2 separate regions of the Mus musculus genome follow, and region 2 is linked to region 1. The links are chromatin loops, found by intact Hi-C in ENCODE. Cell type or tissue: gastrocnemius. All regions are shown on one strand. Region 1 has its middle 120 kb from the start of Gm41389. Region 2 overlaps Ano6 (anoctamin 6).

The links. Hi-C counts contacts between places; a loop is a spot of excess contacts. Peaks named below come from ENCODE experiments on the same cell type or tissue, not always from the same donor. Only the 100,000 strongest peaks of a DNase experiment are listed, where the experiment ranks them.
Region 2: a loop joins it to region 1, with 6 times the contacts of the local background. A loop is called at or near these places in 2 of 42 quality-filtered maps.

Annotation. Positions count from the first base shown.
Region 1 is chr15:96,027,323-96,035,322 of GRCm38, reverse strand. No RefSeq gene overlaps it. Among named protein-coding and RNA genes, the nearest start is that of Gm41389, 120 kb to the right of the region's middle. In gastrocnemius, a CTCF peak has its summit at 3,618; no DNase peak of the experiment used is centred here; H3K27ac peaks cover 1,705 bases.
Region 2 is chr15:95,975,446-95,983,445 of GRCm38, reverse strand. Ano6 (anoctamin 6) reads right to left here. Exons shown (of 20, transcript NM_175344.4): 20 at 7,974-8,000. Among named protein-coding and RNA genes, the nearest start is that of Gm41389, 68 kb to the right of the region's middle. In gastrocnemius, a CTCF peak has its summit at 6,805; no DNase peak of the experiment used is centred here; H3K27ac peaks cover 1,481 bases.

The DNA.
Region 1 (8,000 bases):
TCAGTGTTCACTACAGCGCTGCTCACGGCTAAGTATGGAGCTGTTCTAAGCATCCGACAACTGAGAAGTAGACAGAGAAGATGTGGTCTATGAGCCCAGAGGGATGCGCTCTTCCATAAGAAGGGAATTATGTCATTTGCAGGAAAATGGAGACAACTGGAGATCAAGATATTAAGTTATTTAAGGGAGCGGCAGAAAAAAAAATCATGTATTAGCTCAGCTGTGTCATCTGTAGTTCCTAATATTTATATAGCTACATGGAAATTATATATACATATATATATGTGTATATATATATATATATATATATATTTACACATAGATACGTCTCTCTCTCTCTCTCTCTCTCTCTCTCTCACTGTGTGTGTGTATGTATGAAATAGACAGACAGACAGATAGAGAGATAGAAAGATATGGTCTCTTGTGTAGCATGTATTTGTATATGTATGTGTATATATATATATATATATATATATGGTGTGTATATATACTCACACGTGCATAAATACATCTCTTTGTATATGTGTGTATGAGAGAAAGATAGTCTCTTGAGCAGCATATATTTGTGTGTATATATATATTTGTATATATATATATATATAATATAGTTTGGGCAAATTTGACTACATGAAACTGCATATATATGGGAAGAGAGAGATACACAGAGAGAGAAGGTAGAGGGCTGACCAATAGGCAAGGGGAGGGCTTAGAAGGGGAAGGGGACAGAGACATGGATGGGAATGTACTCAATGTACATTGTGTACTTGTGTGAAAGTGTCCTTATGTAGCATCATGCAGAAAGCAGTGGGATGATTGGATAACAGAGGCTGGCAGAGACAGGAGTAAGGTCTTCCCTCAAGATTGCAGAGGGAGCACAGCCTGGTGAACACCTTGATTTTCAGGCCTCTGGCTTCTAAGGCCACGTGAATCTGAGTTTGCACTGTCTTATGCTACCAAGGTTGTGGCAGTTTGCTTCAGCAGCCACAGGGAGCTGATATACTGTGGTTGGGATTCTTCGATTCTCCCTGTATCTGTGGTCAGCTTGTAAGGCGACTCCAAGACTGAGCTCAGATGTCACCTCTGAAAGGAGAGTGTTCCTGCCACTAGTGTTCCCTTTAAGTATCGTTTAAAATGGTAACTTACTCTAAAAACTAAATCCTACGTGATCCTAAATAATGCTTAGTTTAAATTAGTCTCATAAAATAAGTATATTCCCCAAATATATCAAGGGGGCAGTCTTACAAAAAATTACATTTTATAAAAATTCAGGTTTAACTGGACTTTTTAGCTCCCTCCCCTCAGACCTGGCATCTGTGTAATAAACAGAAAAATTGCTTCATTCTTGGGGAGCAAGACCAAATTAAGAGATTACAAACCTTATCTTCAAATATCTTTCCTTACACAGTTATTCTTTAAAACCTTAAGTGTTGTACTAGTGAGTTCACGGCCTTTCCTTTGAATCAAAATTAGAGGACCACTTCGTACTCACACCACTCAGGGATAGGAGGGTGCAGCGTGCTAGGAGCAAGTTCTGACTGGTCCATGAATGAATCTCCACGCACGACGGTGAGATCAGGTTGAATTCCCAAAGGGCCAAAGATTGGTGGATTTCTCTATACTTAAAACAACATAGAAGATGCTTCGGAAAGATGGGAGAATTCAGTAAGGAATGCTTATGTAGGTCCACAGAAGACCATAGAGAAACCTCAAGATGAACAACACAGCACAGAAACAGAAAACTGTGTCTTCCAAGAGAGGCTGCTGTGCCCTAGAAGGGAACAAAAGCAGCTGTGTATCACAATGCAAAACTTCAAAATAGCTAATGATCATGAAAATTGGTCACCTATTACAGACTACCTCTGTGTAATTGCACACAACCTATCCTGGTTATACACTTTTTCAGAGGCCCAATTTTCTTTTCAGTCTTCCCCATAATTTCAAGTGGTCAGCAGCAGTATTTCCAATTCACCATGGTCTTTATTTCATCCCCACGTCATTCCCAGTGCCGGGAGTATAAATTCCGTGAAGGCTGCTAGGCAGTGCTAATCTGTTCTGCAGTCGGGGCAAATTTGACTTCATGAAAGTGCGTGATCACAAGCTGACTGTGCATGGAAGCGTTGGGTGAGTTTGTGGAAAACCCTGAGAGCCAGGTGTAGTCAGGCATGCCTGTGATCTCAGCATTTGGGAGGCAGAGACAGGAACCCCATGAGAGGCTAGCCTGGGCTGCATAAAGGGACCATGTTTCAAACATACATATATACACACACCATACACAGTGGGGGAGGGAGGAGAGAAAAGGAGAGGGGGAGGGGAGGGGGAGAGCAGGAAAAGGAGAGAGAGGGAAAAGGGGGAGGGAGAAAAGGAAAGAGAGAGAGGGAGAAAATGGGGAGGGGAGGGAGAGAAAGACAGAGTAAAGAGAGAAAGAAAGAGAGAGAGAGATCCCCAGAAAGCTAGTTTCATACATGAAATCTAAGAAAGAGATGCCAGTAGAGGAATCCTTATCTAGCAGACCTGAGGTCCTCAGAATGTCATTGGTCTGTCAGCTGTTGTAGCTGCAGCATTTATGCTTATAGATGATGAAATGACATTATTGCCTGTTTTATTGTACAACTGGTCTATAATGATATCTACCATTTTTGTTTCTAAAATAGTTATTCTTTTTAAAAATTTAATTTCTTTCTCTCTCTCTCTCTCTCTCTCTCTCTCTCTCACACACACACACACACACACACACACACACACATTTTGTTTGAGAGACAGGGTTTGATATGTAGCCAAGGCCAGCTTCAAACTTGTAATCCCCCTGCCTCCATCTCCCAAGTATTCAAACTATAGTGTTTCACTAGTGTGTCTGAACTTAATTATACATAAGTATATTTTAAATGATCTTTAAATTAATTTTTTTTCAGAATTATGTCTTCTGGATTTTGCTCTGTGGGAATTGGAGACTTTACATACAGGTTGAATTTTAGTGACTTCACTACTCTGGACTGTGACATTGGGACTGCATTTTACAGGATTAAGACACAAAGCTCACCTGAGCATAGATGGAGTCTATATCATGGAACTAGTTACATATGTGACAGCAATGTCTCATTCTGAGAATGTTTTCATTTTTGTTGAGATTCTTGAACACGCACCTGTATCATCAGTAGGATAACAGGGAAAGATGAACTCGATGCTTCAGATGTCAGGAGGGGATTGTTTTGAGTCATGGCCATTTAGTTGACTGGGATCTCTTTCCTGCCTCCATAGAAAACAGCATCCCACAGCTCACATCTGCACATGCTCACCCGTTGAGAGAAAAATCAGAGCTGCTTACCATGCCAGGGCAAGCCCTGCTCTCTGTGAGATCTGAGGAGCCTGGGCCAAGTGATTGAGAGACCATGCACTGGGCTCCAGTGGCTTGTAGCCAACCAGACCCACTAAGTGTGGCCTCATTATTAACAGGTCTGCTTAGCCAGACATTCTCACAGGGAGGAAATTTGGGGGGACAGAGGTATGAGCAACACCCCCACAGCAAGCAAAGAAAGTGTGAGCACTCTCTTTTCTTTGGGTCCCCACATTCTTGGGGAGTATGAAAAAGGGGACTGTAACTACTTCCCACTAGGATGCCTCTCCTGGAGAAAGCTTGCATTCACAGAACCAAGTCCTCAGCACTGTTGGCAGGTCTGACTGACCTTTGGTGGCTGGCATGGCAGAGCCACTGTGAAACCGAACACTCTGTGCTGGGCATTGTGACAGTTTGGACATTTAATAAAACACACCCTAAGACTTTTGTTACCTTGAAGTCCCTTACATTCTAAAAATAGGAATTCTATGTTGGAAGGCCTCCTGTCCGTAAGGGACAGAGGGCCTAAATGCAGAGTCTCAGGTTCCATACTTGAGTCTTCCAACAGCTGTAAAACGAGCATTCCAGTCTGCCCCCCCCACTCCGTGTTTTCAGTTAGTTCACCAAAATCAATACCATAGAATGTTCTAGAAACTCAAACAGTGACTGATAACTCAGAGGTATTATTCGTTTGTTTGTCTTTAATTTTCATTGCACATAGTACCGTGTTACCTAAGGACATTTTTTTACAAGGCACACACTGTGCAGGGAGCATAGCGCCATATTCCCATCCCCCACCCCCACCCCGTTCCAGCCTTCTGCCTCCTGATAGCCTTCCTTGCTGCCCTACACAGGACACTTCTGCTTTCAGGTTATATACACATGAGTGACTTTGTGTATCTGTTTAAAACCTAGGAACAAAACTGTAGGCATGTTTATTCAGCGATCTTATTGGGGTTTTCTATCTACCACCCTTCCAATCCTTATTCCACCCTAATCCCTTCCAACCCACCAACACTAGGCAAGAGAGAAAGAAGGTTACAGGGGAAAGGGGGTGGAGACCTCTTTGGACCTGCTTCTCAGGGACATCAGGATCCTAAGGGAATCCAGTCTTCATTGTCACAACTCAGCGACCCTGCAGCAGCAGATGGGCCTGTTGAACCAGGATTGAACTTTACTATAGCAGCAGCAGCTGCTGCCACAGGTCCTCTCAGGGCTCTGGCATGTATACCCTCTTCAGAGTCCCCAGAATTAAACTCTCTGCAGCTGGCAAAAATCACATCCCATTCCTCCCCGCCAACCCCCCGCCCATACACACACACCCAGCATGAAACAATCATGGTTCAAGGCTGTGGACAAACAAGCCACATACTCCACACCTGCTAACCTGCTATTAAAACACAAACTTATTCGTATAACATTACCTGGGGTTTTAAACCAAAATTCTCACTACACGAAGCGAATTAGAGAAATACGGTGTTTGTCATTCCAAGGCTGGTTTACCTTGCTTAATGTGACTATCTCCAGTTGCATCTGCTTCCCCGCAACTATATTCTTTATGACTAAAAAAAGAAATCTCTTGTGTTTATACACATCTTCTTTATTCCTTGGCAGGGTGACTCCATAATTTAGCTATGGTGATTAATGCAGAAATAAGCATTGTTGGGCAAGGCTCTCTGAGAGTCATTGCTGGTCTCAGAGGCCCTTTGCATAAAAACCAACAGGTAGAAGCTGTGGGTCCTGTGATAAATCTCCTTTGAGTCTTTTGAAGAAACCTCCAGGGTGACTTGTGCAGTGGCTATGTAGGTTTACACTCCAACCAAAGGTGTATTAGATTTTGTTTTGGACCACATGTTCCCCATCTTTGGGGAGCAGAAGTAGCCCCGAGAGCTTGTGTAAGGAGCAGATGAACCCCTAGGTGAATGTACAACATGAGCTCAGAGTGTCAGGGACTCCAGTGCCTCAGATCCATCTTGAATAGCAAGACCATCCTCAGATCAGCCTCAGGGAGACAGCAAAGCCTTGATTTGACCTATGTGTAGATCTTAGCAGTATGTTCAGAAGGTATAGCCTACAACTCCTTCTTCCCTAATGTTCACAGCCTGAGACCGAACATCTGCACAGATCTACCACCAAGATTCACTAAACCTATTCACTGTATGCACTAAACCTACCTCCCCTTCATATGTATAAAAGGAATGTCCTGAGTTTCTTTGCATCTCTACCAGAGCATGCTACCCACCTGATCCCAGTACATCCCCCACAGTGTGTGTGTGTGTGTGTGTGTGTGTGTGTGTGTGTCTGTCTGTCTGTCCTTTCATCCACTCATTGCCTTGTCAGGACATCCCCGAGTTCTTCAGGTCATAACAACCAGCACTTGTCGCTGGGGGGTTGGGTGGGGATCTACCTTCATTAGCTAGGTTCTTCTGCATGTGGGTATCTACTTTGTGTGTTGGGGGTTTGGTTTTTCACATTTTTACTGAGGGTCAACAGGGGAAGGGCCTCTTCAATCATCAGGAGTATTTACAGGTTTTTCAGCCATTCCAGGCTTGGGTCTGAGGCGCCTGGGGTTGTCTGGGCACCTCAGGCATGCTCCCATTGTCTCTCACAAGTACTAGGTATAAAAGGAATAAGGAGTTGCCTTGTTGATCACAGGAGCATACTTGGTGTAGGGGCTGACTATGGGCATAATTATAGTCCCAGCCGTCTTGGTCTTAGCCATGACAAAGGCCAGGATATCTACTCCTTTAAAACACCATTTGCTTTGTTTTCTGCATTGTGTGCTTTTACATGCTTGACCAATACTAGAAGACTGCAAATAAGCATTTGGGGTTTATAGATGGGTTCTCTATTTTGTAACATTGATGTATGTGTCTGATTTGTGCAGTACTATGTTGTCTTTGTTCCCGTGATTCAAGTATGACTTAAAAGCAGGTATTGTTCTTGCTTTGGCCTCTTGAGATCTTTTGTGCTTCCACATGAATTTTTAAGATATTTTTTCTCTATGTAAAGAATGATGTTAGAATTTTATTGGAAGTACATTGAACCTGCAATTTGCTTTATGTAGGCTGGCCATTTTCACAATGCTAATTCCAACAGTTCCATAAATGGTGTGTGTGTGTGTGTGTGTGTGTGTGAAAGAGAGTGTGTGTTACCACTGTCTAGTATCTTCTTCAATGCTTTTCTTCAGTGTTTTTAGGCTTTCATCCTTGCTAGGTTAGGTTTATTCCAAGGTAATTTATTTTATTTTGAGGTCACAGTGAATAGAATTATTTTTCTCAGTTTGTTTGGTTTTAGAAATGTAGAAAAGGTATATAGAGTGTTTTTGTATTTTGACTTTCCATCCTGCCCTTTTGCTAACAGTGTTCAGCAGATTAACTATTTTCTGGGAGAGTCTTTAAGGGACTCCTATTTAGAGACTATATCATCCCCAAAGAAAATTTTGACGTCTACTCTTCTTGTTCATGTCCACTTTATTTCTTGTCTTACTGCTCGAACTAAAGCTCTGGGCACCACATTGATAGACTAAGGAAGTGGAGTCCTGTCTCTCTCCTGATTTTATTAGGATTGTTTTGGCTTTTCCTCCACTTAGTATAATATTGGCTATAGGTTTCTCATGTATAGTCATTATTATGTTGGCTTCAATTCCTTATACTCTTAATCTCTTCAGGGTTTTTAATTATGTATGTGTGCCACAGACCGTCTTGGTCCCATGTCTGTGTGGAACGGGTCTCTGGTCACAGGTGGGCAAGGAGTTGGTGGGAATTGACAGACAGACTCAACACAAGGGAGTGTGGATCTGAATGTAATTTGTCAAATCGAGCATCAAACTTTTTATACAGAAGAAAATAGGGAAGTTGGATGACACACCGGCAAAGTACAAAGAGGTTACTGGATTCTTACACAAAACAGAGGAACGCAAACATGGAAGAACTGGCAGGAACCAACTGGGGTAAAACTCAATGTTAACAACTGGGATCAAAAACAGCTCCACCTAAGGTCCACTTAATCTTAGAAGCCAGGGGCAAGGGCTTCGTGCCCTTGCCATAGTTCCTACTCTAGTCTATAGTATAGTCCACCTTCCCCCTAGGCCATTGTAAATACTTGTGTATGGGTGTAACTCAGCTATCTATAGTTCTAAGTATCTACTCCGGTTCCTCTTTAGGTCACAAACTTCCTTCTTCCTAGATAATGGTAAATTTCTGTGTAGGGCAGTGACCTTAGCTATCCATGCCCAAGGTCGGATCAAGGACTGCCTAGAATCTAACTTAGCTATATGTCAAAAATATCAATCCTTAGGAGCAATAAATATTGCTTATAATAAAGCTTATAAATATTGCTTATAAATAAATATTGCTTATAATAAAGCAATATTAAGGGAAAGTACACAGATCTGTTTACCACTAAAGCAAGGACATTGGAGCATTCGTTATACAGGATGCCAATGAAAGATCCTGACAGAATGTAAAAGGTCACAGAAGCCCTGAAATTGGCAAAATAGATTTCATTGTTAGCAGAACTAGCTTCACTGATTTAGAAAAATAGAGGTGCACAATGCTCTGGCCACTCCTTGAACCCCTGTGTCTGCCAATGTTTTGACCATCCCTTGAACCCAGGTGTGTGCCCACTGATAAAGCTCATTGCCAGGTGTTTGTGATATTGGTTGCTA
Region 2 (8,000 bases), 52 kb after region 1:
GAGGCTTTGGACACCTACCTGACCAAAACCTCATAGAGAGATATACCATGCCTAGTACTCACATTCACATTTAATAATTCATGTTTTCTGGAAACAGTGTTGTCCACCCAACCTGGTTACCTCTGTTGAAACACTTTCAAAAATTTCGTTTTAAAATTATCTTATGATGTACTGGGACTACATAATGTTATCTTTTAAATCCGTTGTGCACATGTACCACATTTTCATTACCAACTAGCTGATAGACATCTAGGGTTGATTCCATAATAGCTTTTTAAAATTAGTCCTTTAATCTCACTCTTTGGTACATATCTGCTTAAATTGTTTCTCACATTTGGCTTAATTGTGGAGGTCATAGGTTTCCAGGGATTCATCCATTTCTCGACATCTTTGAATTTAGTTGTGTGTGCATATGTGTGTGTGTGTGTATTACCTTTCCATATCTAATAAAAGTTTTTAATTCATGTCTTCACTTTCTTGGTTAGTTTGGCTAAGGGTTTGTCTGTCACGTTTCATCCTTTTAAAGAGCCAATTCTCTGTATTAGTGATTATTTCTCCCCATTCCATTCATTCCTGCCTTGGTAGTAATGATTTGTTTTTGTCGACTGATCTGGGACTTGGCTTGTTCTTTTGCTCAGATATGTAAGGTATATAATTAAGTCATTTGTCTGAGATATCTTTGATTGCTTAATGCAGGCGCTAAAGCCATGAACTTCTCTCTTAGTTTTGCTTTCTGTACCCCACAGGCTGAGGCTTGTGATAATGTCCATTTTCACTTGATCTTAGAAGTGTTCTTATTTCCTCCTTGCTTTTTTAAAGGCCTGAGTCATTGTTGAGTCGTGTGTTGTTTGACCTTCATGCATACATCCGTGTGTGCTCTGGGGCTTCTCTTGCTATTGATCTGTAGTCTTACTCTGTTGTGATCAACAGAATACAAGGAATCATTTCGATTTTCATTTATCTGTTAAGACTGGCTTTGTGTCCGAATCTATTTTAGAGACAGTTCTGGGGGCTTGGAAGGATGTGTAGTTTGTAGGGTTTGAATGGAATATACCGTAGACGCCGGTTAAATGCATTTGATCTACGATGTCACTTAATTCAGGTGTTTGCTTAATTCGTGTCAGGATGGCCAGTCGATTGCTGAGAGTGGGATATTGAACTTGCCAAGTATTATTGTGTTGTGTTACTCTGTGACTTTATATCTAATAGTATTTGCTTTATGAAATTTGGTGAACCTATTTCTGGCATATATGTTATAAGAGTCATAATATCTCTTCTCATTACTTTTGGTTTAAAATCTATTTTGTGAGATAGTAGAACAGGGATGCCTTCCTGTATTCGTAAGTCCATTTGCTTAGAATACTGTCTCCATCCTTTCACCCTAAGGCAGTGTCTGTATTTTGTGGTGAGGTACATTCATGGGAGGCAACAAATAGTTCCTGCAGTTTGATCCACTCTACTAGTGAGTGCCCTTTAAAAAAATGCTATTTCTTTTGTCCATACTTCAAACTCCATGTGAATCAATTATTTTAATTAGCTTACAGATTTATCACTTCTTTATCAGGGGCATGGAGAGGCGCATGCAGCATGGTCAATGTATGCCAGTCAGAGGGCAGCTTGAATGTGTCAGTTCTCTTCTTTCATCACGTCTCATTCATGGACTGAGCTCAAGTTGCTAGGATTTATTTAACTATCGAGCAATTTTGCAAGTTTAGCTAACTATCAGAAGTCTATTTCCTCAATGGACCGACTAGTTTCCCATGTATGGGTGCTTAGCCAGGGTTAAATTACCTGTTTCCTCTGAGTCTGGGTGCAGTGAGTCTTTAGTCAGTTCGGAGAACAGTATGTCACCTCCCTGATGGTCCATCTGCCTTTCCACATGGTTTCTTTCTACTCTCTCATCCCTACAGTCTCATCTCCTCAGTCCCTTGCCTCCCTCCCTGTCCAAACCCTTCCACCCACGGTATTCCTCCTCTGAACTCCCTTTAATCTGTTGTCCTGTCTCTTTTCCCTTAAGGCAATCCCCTCCCCTGTTCACAGCCCACAGGCTGTGGCATTTGGTCCCATTCCATTGTCTCATGTAATTTTTCAATACACATGCAGTTCACCCGAGAAGGGTGTTGTTACATACCTATGTTTACATAATTTCCAAAATTTCTCTATGATTTTTAATTTCGTCTCACAGTGATCAGGAAAGATACAGTATCTGATGCTATGCTTTCATTTCTTTACATTATAAAGACATTTGTAGCTTCATGTTTTCTTTTCTTAAAATTTTACTTATTCACTTTACAACCCAATGTCAGCCCTTCCTGTCCTCCCAGTACCCCTCAATCAAGTCCTCTCCTCATCCCACCTGTCCCTTCTCTTTTGAGAAGGAGAAGCCCCCCTCTGGGTGTCACCCCACCCCCAACACAACCCCTGCCCTGACACATCCAGGTTTAGGTGCTGGTGGAAAGAATATGCCCTTTAGAGCCACTGGATTGTTCTGTAAATGTCTGTTAAACCTACTTGATCTATAGCGAGGGTTTTTGCTCATTTGTTTGCCTTGACAGGCTCTCACTATGTATCCCAGCCTGGCCTCAGACTCGCAGATCCTCTGGCTCTGCCTTTTATGTGCCGGGGTCACAGGTGTGTGGCACCAGACTAGCTTCTGCAGTGTGGTTTAACTCGGATGTTGCCCGTTTCTCTTTTGATCCTAAATGGTAGTTTGGCTGAGTACAGCCATGTTGGTTGGCATTTATTTTCTTTCAGGACCTGAAATGCATCACTGGCATAGGACTTATACTTAAGAAAAATCTGCTGTTACCTTAATGGGGCTGCTTTTAAGTGGCTTAGCATTTTTATCTCCCAGCAGTTAAAGTGCTCTGTCCTGCACTTCTGACTGTTTGACTGTCACGGTGAGGGTCTTTTCTGGTGGTATCTATTTGAGCTTCTATAGGCCTCTTGTACCTGTGTCATTCCCAAGACTAGGGATGTTTCCTGTTTCAGTTCGTCAAATGGGTTTTCCATGCCCCTTTATTTCTTTACATTTGCTTATACAAGACCGGCCTTTTCATGGTGTTCAGCAGCTCTTGTGTGCTCTCTTCTTTCTTGTTCCCAACACCCCTTTCTTGGGTGCTATTTTGCAAAGCCTATTTTCAAGACTTGAGCTTCTTCTGTTTGATCTAGTCTGCTGTTCATTCTTTTAACTAATTATTATATGAAACACAGAATTCTCAGGTTTGGATTTCTTTTTTTTAACGGCATCCTTATTTAAAAAATCTGCCAGGCATGGTAGCACACGCCTTTAATCCCAGCACTCGGGAGGCAGAGGCAGGCGGATTTCTGAGTTTGAGGCCAGCCTGGTCTACAGAGTGAGTTCCAGGACAGCCAGGGATATACAGAGAAACCCTGTTTCAGAAAAACAAAAACAAAAACAAAACAAAAACCCAAAAACAAAACAAAAAATACACACAAACAAAAACCAAAAAATAACAAAACAAAAACCAAAAAACAACAAAAAAAAAACCAAACTCCATTTCTTGCCTATGTTCTTACTCATGACCAGCTTCATCTTTCAATTTAACTGTTTGTATTTTACTGATCTCATTGGACTTAAAAAAAATCATTCTTTTGGGTCCTTTATCAGACATTTGAGTGTCTCTGGAGGGTCATGATTTAGCAGGTATTATATTAGCATGTTTTTTTCCCCATTTTTTTGTGTGTCTTAATGTAAGGTCTATATATCTGGTAAAATCATTATCTCTTCTGCCCTTATTGGTGAGGCCTCCTAAATAACTGGATTTCTCTGAAAGCGATGTCATAGGGCATCAGTTTGTCATACAGTGTTGTGCTTACAGCATCTCATGGCATAGCTGCTCCCTTGGATGTGACCAGTGTGTTGGGGCACAGGTTGTTATCATATCGGAGTTGAACGGCGTGCTAGGGTTTTGTGCCTCTGACAAAACATCTGAGTGAGACCACTGTTGCAGGAAATATTAAAAAAGTGGACCGCCAGGCTTCCCGTGCTACCATAACTGGTAGACCACATGGCCTCCCCGTGCTCCTGCTGCAGGCGACTCCAGCTAGCCCCCTGCAGCGTCTGGCTCGCTTGTCCCTGTAGCTTCTAGTTTCCTCTCCACCATCTGCGGTCCCACATTCCAGAAACAAAGTAAAGCAAAACTCTTGAACCTTATAATTAACCGATCAGATTTATGTATCAATAATTCTCAGTACACAAGATGCCCACACAATAATATCAAGCCAAGTAATACTGGCCCTCCTAGATTAGACAAATTATCCCAATATTCTAACCTTTATGATATCATAACTACGTGTGGCTGGTTAAAGCCATGCTGGTTCACGTCCGCCTCCATCTTGGCCTTTTTCTCTCCCCCTGAGATGCTCTCTGTCTCTGCAACTCCGCTTCCCCTTTCCCTGTCCAATCACAGGCCTCCTGCTGCACTGATGTAATCCCTGAGGGGAGAGTGGAGTTGTTTGAGTTCCAGTGCTTTCAGTTCAGTCTGCAGAGTCCACTGTTCCCATGCTTGTGTGAGACCAAGCATCATGGTGGAAGGGTGCGGTGGGGCTGAGGGGCTTCTCCATGACAGGTAAGAAACAGGCAGAATAGGAAGGAGCAAGGGCTGAGATGGACTCTGCAGACATCTCCCTGTGCTAGTCACCTGGGAAGAGGGACCCTCAACTGAAGAGTCATTTCTGTCATATTGGCCTGCAGGCAAGTCTGTGTGGAACATTCTCGTAATCAATGATTCCTATGGAGTCCAAGTTCTCTGTGAACAGTGCCACCCTAGGCTATACTAGGTTGTATAAGAGAGTAAGGTGGATGCGCCAGTAGGCAGCATTCTTCTATGTTCTTTGCTTCAGGTTCTGTGCTAGGTCCTCATGATGATGGTGGTGGTGATGGTGATGATGGTGGTGATGGTGATGATGATGAATGTGAAAACTGTAAGCCAGACTCTTTGCCCCTCCCGGTAGCTTTTTGGTCAAGGTTTCATCACAACAAAGGAAACCTAATATGACACCTCAATGACCCACTTCTCCAAGTATACCTCACCCTCTACAGTCCTATCACTTCGAATTCTGTTCAAGTCCTGAATCCTTGAATGGCTTAAACATTTGGTCAAGTCAAACCAGAGGTACACCCAGAGGTGGGCTGTACTAATCTTCTAGGCGTATCTCTGTCTAATCAAGTTAACAAGTAAGATTAACTATCACGGGGAAACCACAGAGAGGGCAAACGTTGATTTTTATGAGTGTAGATACTCTAAGTGGGAGGCATGGTGTTGGTACCACTATGGTATGTCCCTTATGGCTCTTCTGTGTGGTTGTCTGTGTCAGGCAATGTGGCTTCCTCAGATAATGGTACTTGAATGACTCATGGTATTGATGCCCCAAGTCTCAAGGGACCTAATGTGTTTGTCCTCTGACACTGATGTGGAACCCGGCACTTTGTGAGAAGCAGTGTCAAGGATCACTCTACCTGCCCTGTCACATTCATGGGGGTTTGCCAGCTCCGCATGACCAGGTAAGGTGCCAGTTATCAACACAGGTGACATGCAGACGTGCAGACGCAGGACAGGTTGTGCATTCTACTGCTGTTGTGGGCATGTGTGCTTAGACACAGGGCTTCCCCCACAGCTGCACATGCCTCTGGGCGGGGTGATGGGCAAGGTATTTTTAATTCTAATGCCCACCAGGTCAAGCAGAAGTGGGTCACAGCTGGAGCCAGGCAAAACTGCTCTTAGCTGAGATGCTCCAAGTAGCTGCAGAGTGGGATGATGGTGGCATCAGACATTTTCTAGCTGGACTTGTTAAGCAAACTAAGCCTTAGAGATGGGGACACTGCCAGGCTGTTGGCTAGAGGAAAAGCTCTGTGATCTTATTGGTTTTTTTTTTTTTTTTTTTTTTTGTGACAGACGTGGTTCTGGGGGAGGACTGGCACCTAAAGAAAACCACATGTGACTGGCCACAAGCTCACCTCACCAGGCTCCTGGATCTTATGGCTAGCACCATCAGCTCCTTTCTGCGTCCCACACACATTCCCCAGTGTGTACGTTGCTCTCTCATGACTGTGTCAGTATAGTTTGTTACCATTACTTCTAGGCTCCGCCTCACAGTTACCTGGCAACAGCCAGGCATGCCTGACTCACTGTAAAAGGGGTTATGTGCCCCCACCTCACTCTCTTACCCTCTCAGTCCCTTCTCCCCTCCTCCATTCCCTTTCTCCTCTCTCTCCATGTGTTCTTGGCTGGCCTCTCCTCTAGACACACACACTCTATCTGTCTGTCTGTCTGTCTGTCTCTCTCTCTGCCATTCTCTGCCTCTATTCCCTCAACTCTCCTCCCCATGCCCCAAATAAACTCTATTCTATACCAGTACCTCAGGGGGAAGGGATGCCTCGGCAAGGGCCAACAGAGGAACCCCTTTCACCTCACCATACTGTGCCTCTCCCAAACATATATAGGCTTTTCCCTTTCCTTTTCTTCTTTCTCTCTCTCTTCCTCTCTTTCTCTTTCTCTCTCTCTTTCATAAAACACAACACAGCTAACATTATCAAGGCAGAATACATTTCAAATGGTGCAGCACATGACCATTTGTGTGGGACTGTGGCAAGCCTTGACATACATCATGATGGCAGGGGCATGTGGCAGAGATGGCTGAGTGGAGTCAAGGGTCTGGGGACCAGGCATCAGGGCATGCCCCTAGTAACCTAATATTTCCAGTGACATCCTATCTCCTACATTTTCCACACTCTCCCCAAATAGTGCCACTAGCTGGTGACCAAGCATTCAATAAATAGCCCTGTAGGGGACATTTGATATTCACACCGTAAGAGTTGGCCTGTGACAGTCACTCCAAGTCAAGTCTGGCTCACAGAGCAACCATCAACTGAGCCTGTGTGGTAGAATATCTGTGGAGTCCCAGACATGGGGGTACGCAGAGGTCTGACTCCTAAATCTGTCCAAATTTGGATATTGTCTCTTTTCAAAATAGGTCGGGGCTATGGTATGCTGAAAATGCAGGTTTGTTTCCAAAGGCTCTGAATGCCTTCATTCTCCTCTCCCCTCTGCCTCCCTCCCCCCTCCCTCTCTCCTCCTTCCTTGTTTGAACAGGTTATTTCAACAGCTTGGTTTGGGGGGTCACATATTTTCTCCCTGTTGATCCAGTTTGTTGTTGAGGCTTAGTGACGTGTGTGTGTGTGTGTGTGTGTGTGTGTGTGTGTGTGTGTGTGTGTTAATCTGACTTACAGAGATGATAATTCACAGGCCTCCTTTCCCTTGCCTGGTCTGAAACCAAGGTGATACCATGTCCATACTACTCAATCCTTAAGAGTCCAGTCACCTCCCGTGTCCCCTAAACACCTGTTACTTTGGCTTTTCTGTGAAGAAAAAAAAAAGAGCCACCTTGTCTTCTGAAGATTATTTTAAAAACATTTACATTTTCACATGCACCAGTCTCTGGAACCACGTTGGAGAATTTGCATCTTTTGGTCAGTACCGAGGTGCTCCCGGATGGGAAGCCGGTGCTTTGCCTTAGAAGTAAACTTGTAGCTAACCGTTTGCTTACAGTGTGTAGAAGAGAGGGTCCCTTATTAGGACTGTTCTAAAGTGCATCCAAGGGCCAGGTGTGTGGCTCACGTGTCCTCTCAGAGCTCGAGGGGCGGCTAGCCTGAGCTACACAGTGAGACCCAAAGAGGGTTATTGACAAAGGGGTGTCATCTCACCGGTGACTCTAGGGTACCTGGGCTGGTGAGCAGGTGAGCAGGTCTTCAGCTCACCTGCATTTACAGCATCTACCATGGCTGAAAGGCCATGTAACCACGGGCCATGAAAAGTCATTATAGATATACTCTAGACAGACGTGCACACCCATCATCTAAGCGATACTTAACCAGTAATTGGCCAACCTCGGAAACCTGTTCCTTTAAAAACATTAATAAGACACTTATTAAACCTCGTTAGGCCACAGCATTGTTTGTAAAACTGATTTTATTAAAA